2 separate regions of the Mus musculus genome follow, and region 2 is linked to region 1. The links are chromatin loops, found by intact Hi-C in ENCODE. Cell type or tissue: gastrocnemius. All regions are shown on one strand. Each heading gives the region's core, and the rest is flanking DNA. Links, peaks and the distances in the headings are about the cores only.

Region 1 (5,342 bases), core at 343-5,342:
TGACAGTCACATGACTATGTAACAGCTCACACACACAGGAAAGGCCAGCCCACCTGAGAGTCCCTAAAACCGTATCATAATCCTATTCTCAATAAGCCCAGAAGGGCAGAAGCACCAAGCACCACCAGGGATGCAAAAGACACACGGTGTCAAGCTGCTAAGAAAAATAAACCCCAAAGGTCCATGGGACTGAATTGACCAGCTGCATCCAGCTAGATACCTTGTTTCCACAGTATGGAGTTTCAGCTTTGTCCTTTGCCTGACTTTAGGGAAGTTTTGCCATTGCCATGTGGGAAGTAGTAAGGAAACCTCCCAGTTCGGCCCCAGGCGAGGGCTCCCGGGAGAAGAGGAGCAGTAAGCAGGCAGGGAAGTCACTCCAGTCCTGCTTTCCATCCCGGCAAGGTGAAGTGCTTCTAGGTGGGCTTTGCACTGTCATGTTCAGTCATGGCCCTGGCGTGCCCTAGGCTGTACTTCCTTTGGACACCCTGTGATTGTAGAGAATCCATGGGACTTGTGGCCTGAGAGCCAGTGGTCAGTCTGGGCTAGGCCACCTGGCAGCTAAGAGAACCTGGACATCCAGCTGACAGCACTTAGCAATCAGGTCGCAGGAAGACCAGCGTCAGCCACACTGCTTCAATCAAATGTCATAGTTTAGACAAAGAATGCAAATAATTTCTGTAGAGGTAAAAGTTCTGAGCTCAACTGACTTGGGTATGTAGAAATAACATGTAGCGAAGGGGAGGGAAGATGAATGTGAGCATCTATTTATCTTGGCTCTTCCAAAGTACTGGCACTGCTTGTCTCTGAAAAGAATCCATGTTTATCTGCAAGGCTAACTTAAACACCACTCTGTGGGAAGAAGCCAGGGGCTTTATGAGTGTGAGAAGGTATCCATCCCATCTCCCTACCATCTCTAACACTGGCCCTCACATTCATGAATGAGGGCCACTCCCAAGCTCACTCCAAGTGGGTACTGCCAGATTTGGGCCCAGAAGCCTTCAGAGTTGGCTCACTCAAAGAGTGAGGAGTACTGGCCCTGGTCCTAGAAAGCCAAAGATGCCGACACTTGGCTTTTGAATACCAAGGCTCTGGATCCTCTCAGAACCATAGCAGACAGTGGTTTGCCATTGAGAGAAACTCAAAATGAGAACATTCAGCTAGCTCTTTTGGATAAATGACAGGTCAAGGACCTCTGAAGCAGGTAACATTATTCTATACATCAAGTGCTACTTGGCCCCAGCCAAGCTGCTGGACCTCAAGAGATACTGATCTACGCTTCCTTTTCGCCGGCTCATAGTCCGCCTCTCACTGTCAAACATGCGATGTGACTGCAGAGCCAGCTGCTGGTCCTCTTCCTCCTGCTGCAATTTCCGCCCCACCTCAAGCAGCCCTGGGTCCTTGGGGGCCAGATCCATGTCACTGCTCGGTGGTCGCAGTTTTTTAACACCGTTTTGTTCCAAGTGCTTGGTCTTACAGCGCCTTTTCCGGCCTCTGCGCAGGGAAGGAATCGGCTCCTCTCCTAGGCTGTTGACCAGAATGCCATTACCCAGATCAAAATGATTGAGTGTCTTCAGTTGTTGTTTTGTTTTGAGGACCCCACCCAAAACATCATTTTTGGGTAGCAGTGAATTAACCGCTGCAGTCTTCATGACTGTGCTTATGCAAGTTTTGACTAATGTGGCGTCCACGGTGGACCCTGACTCCTCACACTGCTCCCGTTCCAGAGAAGGCCCACTGGAGGCTCCTCCGTGCTCCGAGGAATGGCAGGTTTCCAGTGAGAACTCACGGCTCCGTTTTCTAACACAGTCCTGTTCTACTTTGGTCTGGTTAACAGAGGGGAAGCACTCAAGGGCAGTGGAGGTGGGCCCAGCACACTCGGAGAGCACCTGGACCCTGGACAGCCTTGTATTAAAGGCCAGAGACGGCCTCTCCTTGCTGGAATGGATTGTGTCAGAACCTGGAAACTCTTCCCCTGCTTCAGGAGCCAGGGAGGTGAGAGTGGCTTTGGAAAGGGTCTTCTTGATCTGCCGCTCCTGGAAGATCTGCTCCCACTTCTTGAGGATGCGAGGGCTGGCCTCATATGAAGTCTGCTTCTGCAGGCTTCTGGTCAGGTTGCGAGGGGTTGACTTGATGATGAGAGGACTGAGCACCCGGCCATCAGGGAGTCTCTTGGGAGGGGTGCATGGCGAGCAGACGATGGGCTTGAAGTGGTTTAGCTCTTCAGAGATGCTGTCATTGCTTTCAGGGCTGATGGAGCGCTCTGGCTTATGCAAGGAAGCCAAGGATGAAAGGGAGCCGAAGGGCAGGCGCTTTTCGATGGTTAAGTCAGGGGCAGAGAGGCAGCGGTTGTTTTGAGTAGACAAGAGAACACCAATAATGGGGGTGGAGCCTGGAGTTATAGTTGTGATCTGAAAGAAATATAAAAGATCATGTGTGTGGTTTTTTTGACTTTTTTAATCTTTTATCTTTTAAAACTTGTATATGTGGTTCTGTATGTACGTGTATGTACAGGTGTCCAAAGAGGCCAGAAGAAGGTGCTGGATCCCCTGGGGCTAGAATTATGGGAAGCAAAGGCCCGATGTAGTCTAGGTCTCTGCAAGAACAAGTGCTCTTAACTGCTGAGCCTTCCCTCCAGCTCTCTCGCACATGCATTTTTTTCTACGTAAGTCCTTTAGATGTGGGGGGAGGGGTAGAGAAGGAAGGTAAAGGAAGGGTGGTGTGAAAAAATGGGAAAAATTCCTAGCCTAACTCATACACATCAGTAAGAGAGTTAGCAACATCAAAACCTGAAGATGGATCTTGCCTAGACCAAACCTTCTGAAAGGTTTCTATAATGGCTCCCCATCTGTCTACTAATTTGAACCTTCTTCCTTCATGTCTTTTTGCAGGATTCTCTAGATGATTAATCTAATCTGCCTGGGATTCCCTCTGCCCTGTGCAGGGAGCTTCGTGTGCTGAGGTGGAGGATGCAGAATGGCGGAGCGCCGCAGCAGCCCCAGGCTGACCACACCTCGTACCTTGGCTCTGTTGGGCGGAGCTGTTCTGAGCCTGCTCCTCACTCTGTCCTGAACTGTGTCGCTGCAGCTCTGACTTCTCTGCACCTTGGTGTTTAACTTCCTAAAAAAGAATACACAGTTACAATTAGTCCATACATGAGTTTAGAAAATGGTGACAATCTCTTTCCATTCTAAGCCATTTCTCAAGAAAGACAATCCCCATAGGTAGCTAGAATAGAAAACGGGTTAATTTAGCAACCAAATGCAAAAGAGAAAAAGGCTTCCAAAGTCTTCCAGACACATGATTTTTATCTTATGTATTATAACTTTACAATTGTTGTTCTATTTATTTTTTGTGTGTGGGTGTTTTGCCTGCACATACATCTGTGCAGAACATGTAAACCTGTGCCATGGAGGCCAGAAGAGGGCGCTGGATCCTCTAGGATTGAACTACAAGTGTTTGTGAACTGCCATGTGCAATCCAATCTGTGTCCTCTTAAAGAGCAGCCTGTGACCATAACCACCGAGTCAACTCTTGAGCCCTTGTGTTATGACTTGCAAACCACACTCCACAGCACCTGCACTGAGCACTGCAGTCCACTGTGTTAGCATGCCAAATGAAGTAACAGAATAGCCCTTACATAGCTAAAATACAACCTAAGTGTTTAGGTTGTTACCTCTGGGTCTTTGATTTATTCTGAACTAATCCTCTGCATGTGGTAAGGGCCTGGAGGTCTAACTGCCTGTCAGCTGTCCCTGTGCCAGACAGAATCTACTGTAGAACTGCGTGCACACACAGGTGGTCACCTACACCACACTACAACTAACGTTTCCAATGACTCCAAATAGAAATTATTCCCTCAATTGATACTATTTAGCTCTTAAACAGAATGCAGCGTATAAACTCTTTTGTAGACAGGACTTTTAATGTCAGAGTTGGCTCAGGGAAAACAAGGAGGCAGGGGTGGGGTGGGGGGGGGAGGGCAGGGATTACCCCCCAGAATTCTCTGCATCTTGCATCTCCAGAGAAAGCCTGTCTAGCACTCAGAATTCTACTCCAGCACCTGCGTGGTTTCTCCCATCCTATGTCTCATGGCCCCACGGTGTTAGTGGGAGAAGATGATGACTGTAACACATATTTGTACTTTAGCAAGAAAATTCAGCACTTAAGGAAAGTCTCTCTCAGTTCTGGAGCAAACAACTGCCACTCTAAGACGACAGTTCTAAGAAGCAAGCTGGGTTGATACTTAGAAAAACATTAGAATTCATTTGCACTGCTAGAAGCCACACACATTGCCAGTCACATAAGCCATCCCAAAATGCTTTGTAAATAATGAGCACTTGGACCAGGGATTTAGAGATGAAAGATGGCATTAGTATTTCAAATACATGACTTTGGGTGAGGCAAACAGACACTGAGAGGAGAGAGTGAAGAAAGAAGAGCTCGCACCGTTCAGCAGAGCAGCTCTGGAACACTGGGTTTGATGCCACTGGAAGGGGAGCTGAAGCCACACCTAAACCCCGAGCTCCAGATTCGGTACTGGGGAATTAACAAGAGTCTTCACACCAGGCCAGGAACCCATCTGGTCAGGGGCAACGGCCCAGCTGACAGTTGACTTGTCTAGTTTCAGGTCCAAATTACAGACACACTCATGTCAACTGTGGGTAGCACAACTGTCCCTTCAACTCCGTATTGGTGAAAGAAAAAACCTAGGGGCAAACTCACATTTGTGATGAAGCGTACAATGAAGATCGACAGAAGTTCCTGACAGTGAAAATATTTTTGATAAACGTCAACATCACTGATCCTTTCTCTGTCATTTAGAGAGGAAAGTACATTTTAAGCAGCAACTCCAGGCAAAGCACTAGACACGAGCTGATGAGCTAATTCAAAGGCACATCTAGTTCCTGAAGGCCACCACATTAGAGACTGTCCTGAGGGGCAGCAAGTGCACAGCTAAGCTCAGAGTCTGTCCTAAGCGCTGCAGCTCTCATGCTCCTGCATGTTGATTCCCAGCTGGGCGGCTCCCTGACAAGAGGCAGGTTTTCTTCCCAGAGAGTGATCTTGCCACCCTTGTTGAGAATCAACTGACCGCAAATGTATAGATCATTTCTGGACTCTTAATGCTAAATCCATTGCTCTCTGTCTGTCTCCTAGTCCGGCACTGCACTATTTCAATCGCTGCCATCAACCTCTGTCCTTTCTCTGGGCAGCTTTGGATATGTGGGATCTCCTGGGATCCCACATGAGAACTTTAGCATCAGTCTACATTTCTGCAAGGAAATCCACTAGAACTTTAGCATGTGTTATACTGAACTTTAAGAAACTACTCAGGGATTACTGAC
Region 2 (5,369 bases), core at 1-5,000, 55 kb after region 1:
CCTAGGTCTCGGTTCATGTTACAAACGGAATTTTCTATCTCAGACTTCAGCACCAACAAGTGATGGGCTGCCGACGGTGAGAAAGGCAAAGGAGTTCAGGCCAAGAGTCCTACAACAGACCTTTAAGTTGCCAGCATCATAGATGAAACTTACATAGAAAGACAGAAAACAGCCCCCAGCCAAACCAATCTTTGTCTCCAAAACTTAAATCCCACCCAGCTTTCTTCATCAAGCACCACTAACGTTTATGATTAGTATTATCACCAAAATAGATGGCATTTATCTCATCCTGTGTGGCAAGCTCTGCGCTAAGCATGCATATATATATATATTTTTTTTTTTTTTTTCCCAAGATAGCATGAGAAAGAACTTCACACGAGAGCTCATCCTCAAAACCCACTCTGCTCTCAAGTCTGCAAAGCTCCCCCTGAGCCTGGGATATCCCACACCTCATTCTCTCCAGCCCTGGAAGACACATCCCTCCTAGACCGCGCGACCCCAAGCCCTCTGCCCAACACTGAAACAAGCGCTGCTGGGATCCTCCAGGGCCCCTCCCCCTCCACGCACCAACTTCAACATGCCCCTAACTTGTTCCAGGAATTGTTTCCTTCCAAACTTCTGACTTACGCAAGGCGCGGGGTCCCCTCACTGCCCCTCCAAATTCAACACGCGTACAGTTCGCTCCAAAGTTCAACCTTCACCAACACATACTGCGCCTGGGCAGAACCCGGTCGCGACCCCAGCAGAACTCTCCACACCCGCGGCAGCAGAGCCCGGGACCCTCCACCCCGCTCACCAGGCCAGACCCGGCGGCTGGGCCTGGCTGAAGCCCACAGGGGCGAGGGGAGGCTCCACCTGGCTCCGCGAGCGGCTCCGGCTCCGGCCTGGGCCCCGAGGCAGCCGCGCCCCCGTCCCGGCGCGGGCGGCAGGGTTCTGGCTGTCCACGACGGGCGCGCTCGCCCATCAGCTCCGCGGCGGCCTGGCCGTCGTCGCGCGCCCGACGGCGGGCCCAGCCCGAACCGCGGGGACGGCAGCGACGGCAGCCCGGGCCCGCCGCGCGCGAGGCGCAGCCTCGGCACCGCGAGTGGCTGCACGGCAGGGCCGCCACTTCCCCCGGGGTCTCCAGGCACCCGGTGCAGCCCGACTCCTCCGGCCGTGGCGCTGACCGCAACACTAACAACGCGGGGCTGGAGGCCGGGCCCGGAGCCCCGGCTTTCGCTGCCGCCATCTCGTCACAGCGGCCCCTCCGGCCCCGCCGACTCAGAGCTGCCGCGGCCGCAGCGGAAGAAGCCCGAGTGCTCGGACCTGCCGCCGCCATCTTGTTTCCCGTTTGAAGGGAGAGTCGGTTGCGGTGGGAGAGGAGTAGAGGGCGGGGCAGTGCGCGGCGGACAGCTATCTGCATATTCATGAGGGGGCGGGAACCTAGTCCGCCTGGGGATATTTCTCCTAGGGCCTTTCGCTTAGCAGGAGGAGACTGCTTATTAATATTTAATGATTATTCTTTATATATCTGGTCTTTCAGCCCGCCCTCCTGTTTTTGTAGTTTCTAGCACTGAATCTTGAGAGACTGAAAGAATTTATTTGGAATTTTTGAGCGACCCTGAACTTTATAAAATGAACTATAAATATGAGCTATCCAGAAACTTGTCGAAGTACTTCATTTGGTAAGGGCTTTCTCCTCGGGGCCATAGCAGCTTGTTGTGATTAGCATGAGGCCTATCATGACCAAAAGTCTTGAGTGATTGTTGAAATAACAACCTGACCAGCCCTCATTTCAGCCCCTCTCTCTCCACATCCCTTTATGAAGTCCCCTCCCTTGGCTGGGGCAAAAAAAAAAAGCATACTTTATTACACAAACCCTGCTCCTCAGATTACTTCTGTGTTTGATACTTAAATGTAGATACTCTTGTGTAAGCTTGTGCCTTTTCTTTTCTCAGTCTATATGACTCCCTGGTCTCCTCTTTTCTTCCCCATGAAAGCCCACACTAATATCTGCAGTTCAGAGTTATTGAATTTATCATTATGGATATCTGCATGCTCCGTGCACAAACCTAATGTCTCCATCCTTTCAAAACAGCCCTTATTTCCCACATTCTATTCACAGAACCATCTCAAGGGTCCTCACGCTCCCAGCCCAGGCATCTTTAACTTATAGTCTTGTCATTTTCTGGCCAAAATGGCTCTATTTCCAGCCTGTTCCCACCCACTTCTTCATTCCATAAGCCCACTGCATGATTTCTTTCTCCTCATCTCTTCACCTAGCTGGCAGCTGTGACTTCTGCAAACTGACCTGCCATCACACAACCCCTCTTCCTATAAGCTTTGTCCCATGGATCTTAGAGTTCATTCCTACCGGCCAGCTCTGACCACATCATTCCTGTTTAAGCCAGGGAGAGGTGTTGAGACTTTGCTGTGATTTTCCTTTCTGGATACAGAGGATTTAGGAAAAAGAATGGCTCCCCCTGATGGAAAGATGACTGTACTACAACAAGTCTCGGGGTGTTGCCTATTTATTTATTTATTTGTTTGTTTGTTTGTTTATTATTTTTACCTTAAGGTGCATTTGGACCAAGATGTTATCTTTATGGAAAATCACAGGCTTTGTAAAGACATTATTTTTAAGCAACTGTATGTAGAAGAAAGCATCTAGAAGCTCCAGGTTGTCATGAGAGTGTCCACAGTTGGTGGTAACCGATTCAAAGCAGAGTGATTAATCCAAGTTGGGGTGGGGGGGACTGGAGCCTTAGGATGAGAACCTGGAAGTAAAGGACAGACAGCAACTGACAAAGGGTCAGTGAGTAACTAAACATCATGTCCAGAGAGTCAGAGGCCCAGCCTAAGGCCCAGACAGCCAGAATACTGCCAGACACAGAAGTGAGTTCTTGGATGGGCTGTCCTTTATCCGGGCACTTGCTCACTTCCTACCCAGGGACATTTTACCTGGTTCTGACAAGGAAGGCTTGTGGTACAGAGAGTATGCTAGCTAGTTTTCTGTCAACCTGACACAAGCTAGAGTCATCTGATAGGAGGGAGCCTTGGTTGAGACAGTGCCTCTATAAGATCAGGCTCTAGGCAAACCTGTAGAGCATTTTCTCAAGCAGTGAGTACAGCGGGAGAGCCTGGCCCTTTGTAAGTGGTATGACCCTGACCTGGTGGTCCTATAAGACAGCAGGCTGAGCAAGCTATGACGAGCAAGCCAGCAAGCAGCACTCTTCATGGCCTCTGCATCAGCTTCTGCATCTGGGTTCCTGACTTACTTCCTCAGTGGATTGTAGTTCAGGGTATGTAAGCCAAATAAACCCTTTCCTCTCAGAATTGCTTTTGGTCATGGTGTTTCATCACAGCGTGGTGAAACTTAGACAGGAAGCAGCCACCATTAGAAACAGTTGCTTCTTGTGAGCTGCTTACACAATAGGACTTCAGTCTGAAGGGCCTGTTCACTGCTAGCCTAGAACAGTGTAGCTTGCTTTCTTGGACACAAAGAGAAACAGAAATTTTTCTTTTCCACAGAGAAAAGTAAGCGATCTGAGTATCACTTGCCCAGATGCCAGCTCCGATCTTGTTCCTGGGCCTTTTCATTGGCTCCCTTCCTTCTTCCTGCCCTCGGTCTCCTCGGCTTTAAAATAAATGTCCTGGAATACAGCAGGCTCTCAGCCTGGGATGCACCACACAAGTGTGTGCATGTGGGCATATGACAGCCACGGTGCTGCCTCAGACTGATGCCAAAAGCTGAGATAAAGGATACCAGGATCTATGTCGTGCTCATTTTTAATGCTATAAGAATCTAACACTAGATTGTCAGGGAGACTGTTACAGTGGACACGTTCAACAGTCTCTTCTATCCCTCGAATTCAGAAGACCGAGTTCCCAGTTTCCAATTTTTTTCTCTCCTCTATGCTGTTGCCAAGGTAATCTTTCTAACACAGCAATGGTGACGAGGTGCAGGGGGTGGGGAGAGACAGATCTGTGGAGAGTTATTCATGAGGAGAACAGGAACAAGAAGATGGCTCTGAAGTTTCAGTTGACTGTGATCATGGTTGACAAGCCAGCAAAACAGAGCAACCAGGAAGGAGCACCAGCCTGAGAAGAGCACCAGCCTGAGAGGGGAGAAGGACTGAAGGCCGGCAGACATTTTGTTACATCGCATTTGCCACCATCATCTAAACCTCCACTCTGCTAAGAAACCCCTCATTCTGCGCCTCTCTGACGAGAGGAGGGAAGCTGGCGTAGGAAAGCATCTAACTGCTCCCTGCCTGGAGAAGCCAGGACTGGTCATAGGTCTTGGGCTCTACTCGCTTCCCACTTCTCTCAAAACTCTGCATCTTTGGTGAGTGGCAGATTTAGAGACAGATTTAGAATTGTTCATAGCAACAAAAACAGTGGGTATCCAACAGCAAGGGATGTTGGGTGGGAACTGGGGGAGGTGTGGTGTCCTTCCCTTGGTGATAGTAGCCACTGGATTGTTCCTGTGGTACCGGCTGCCCTTTCCAGTTGACCCAGTTTTTCCTTAAACCGTTCTCAGTTCCTGTCAACTGTGCTGTAATTCTTGTTGTTTTGAGGCATCATCCGAGACTGGTTGTTAAGGATGCTTCACAGGTTATGAAATGATACAACAAGGTTAGACCAATGGTCTAGAACAGAAAAAAAAGCCCAAACAGTGTAACTACCGTGGCAGGAATGGAGATTTTCTAAAGAGACAATTGTGCTCCTCCCTTTAGATATTGAACTATTGGAATAATAGATTCCATGGTACTGGAATTTCCCTGGAAATCCTATACTGGGAGAAGGAAAAGACTAGAAATGGTGCCAGGCAGAGGAGAAACTTGTCTCTCAGAAAGAAACTTCACACGATACTGACAGCTTGTCAGACCACCTTGAAGGAAATACTACAGCCCAGGCAATGAGAAAGGACAGGACCACACTTAGACCAGGGCTGTTTTAGAGCTAAGCTTCATGTCTAGACCCAGAAGATGGACTTGGCCAAAGGAGGGGGATGTGGTCCATCTGACCTCTGTGTTCCTCTTCCCCACCGGGGCCACACTGAGTGACTCTTTCTGCTCATCATCCTTACTCTACATTTTTCATCATCTATCGGGGGACCAGTGACTGAGCCCCTGGGGTACAGTGCAGGATCCAAGGCCAAGGCCTGCTCCCAGCAGGATAGTGACATGATAGGCCATGCTCTTTGTTCTCATCCTCCAGTGGCTATACCAACGACCAGGAAAAAGTGGGACCCATAGAGCCACTTTAACACAGGATGCCAACTAGAACAAGAATGGAGTCCCGTGCTTCAGTCACCACCCCTGTCATCCAGGCTGAGGACTGCATGGCCGCCATAGTGCCTCAACTGGAACAGCTCCTAAATTGTC

Evidence for each region. Peaks named below come from ENCODE experiments on the same cell type or tissue, not always from the same donor. Only the 100,000 strongest peaks of a DNase experiment are listed, where the experiment ranks them.
Region 2: a loop joins it to region 1, with 7 times the contacts of the local background. A loop is called at or near these places in 20 of 42 quality-filtered maps.

Annotation. Positions count from the first base shown.
Region 1 is chr7:99,924,076-99,929,417 of GRCm38, forward strand. Rnf169 (ring finger protein 169) reads right to left here. Exons shown (of 6, transcript NM_175388.3): 5 at 3,018-3,117; 6 at 1-2,408. The coding sequence ends at 1,227. Among named protein-coding and RNA genes, the nearest start is that of Gm5115, 6.1 kb to the right of the region's middle. In gastrocnemius, for the core only: a CTCF peak has its summit at 3,403 (motif pointing right); a DNase peak (open chromatin) is centred at 3,435; H3K27ac peaks cover 647 bases.
Region 2 is chr7:99,979,117-99,984,485 of GRCm38, forward strand. Rnf169 (ring finger protein 169) reads right to left here and starts at 1,342. Exons shown (of 6, transcript NM_175388.3): 1 at 856-1,342. The coding sequence starts at 1,318. In gastrocnemius, for the core only: a CTCF peak has its summit at 2,471 (motif pointing left); DNase peaks (open chromatin) are centred at 564, 883, 1,347 and 2,421; H3K4me3 peaks cover 2,422 bases; H3K27ac peaks cover 2,432 bases.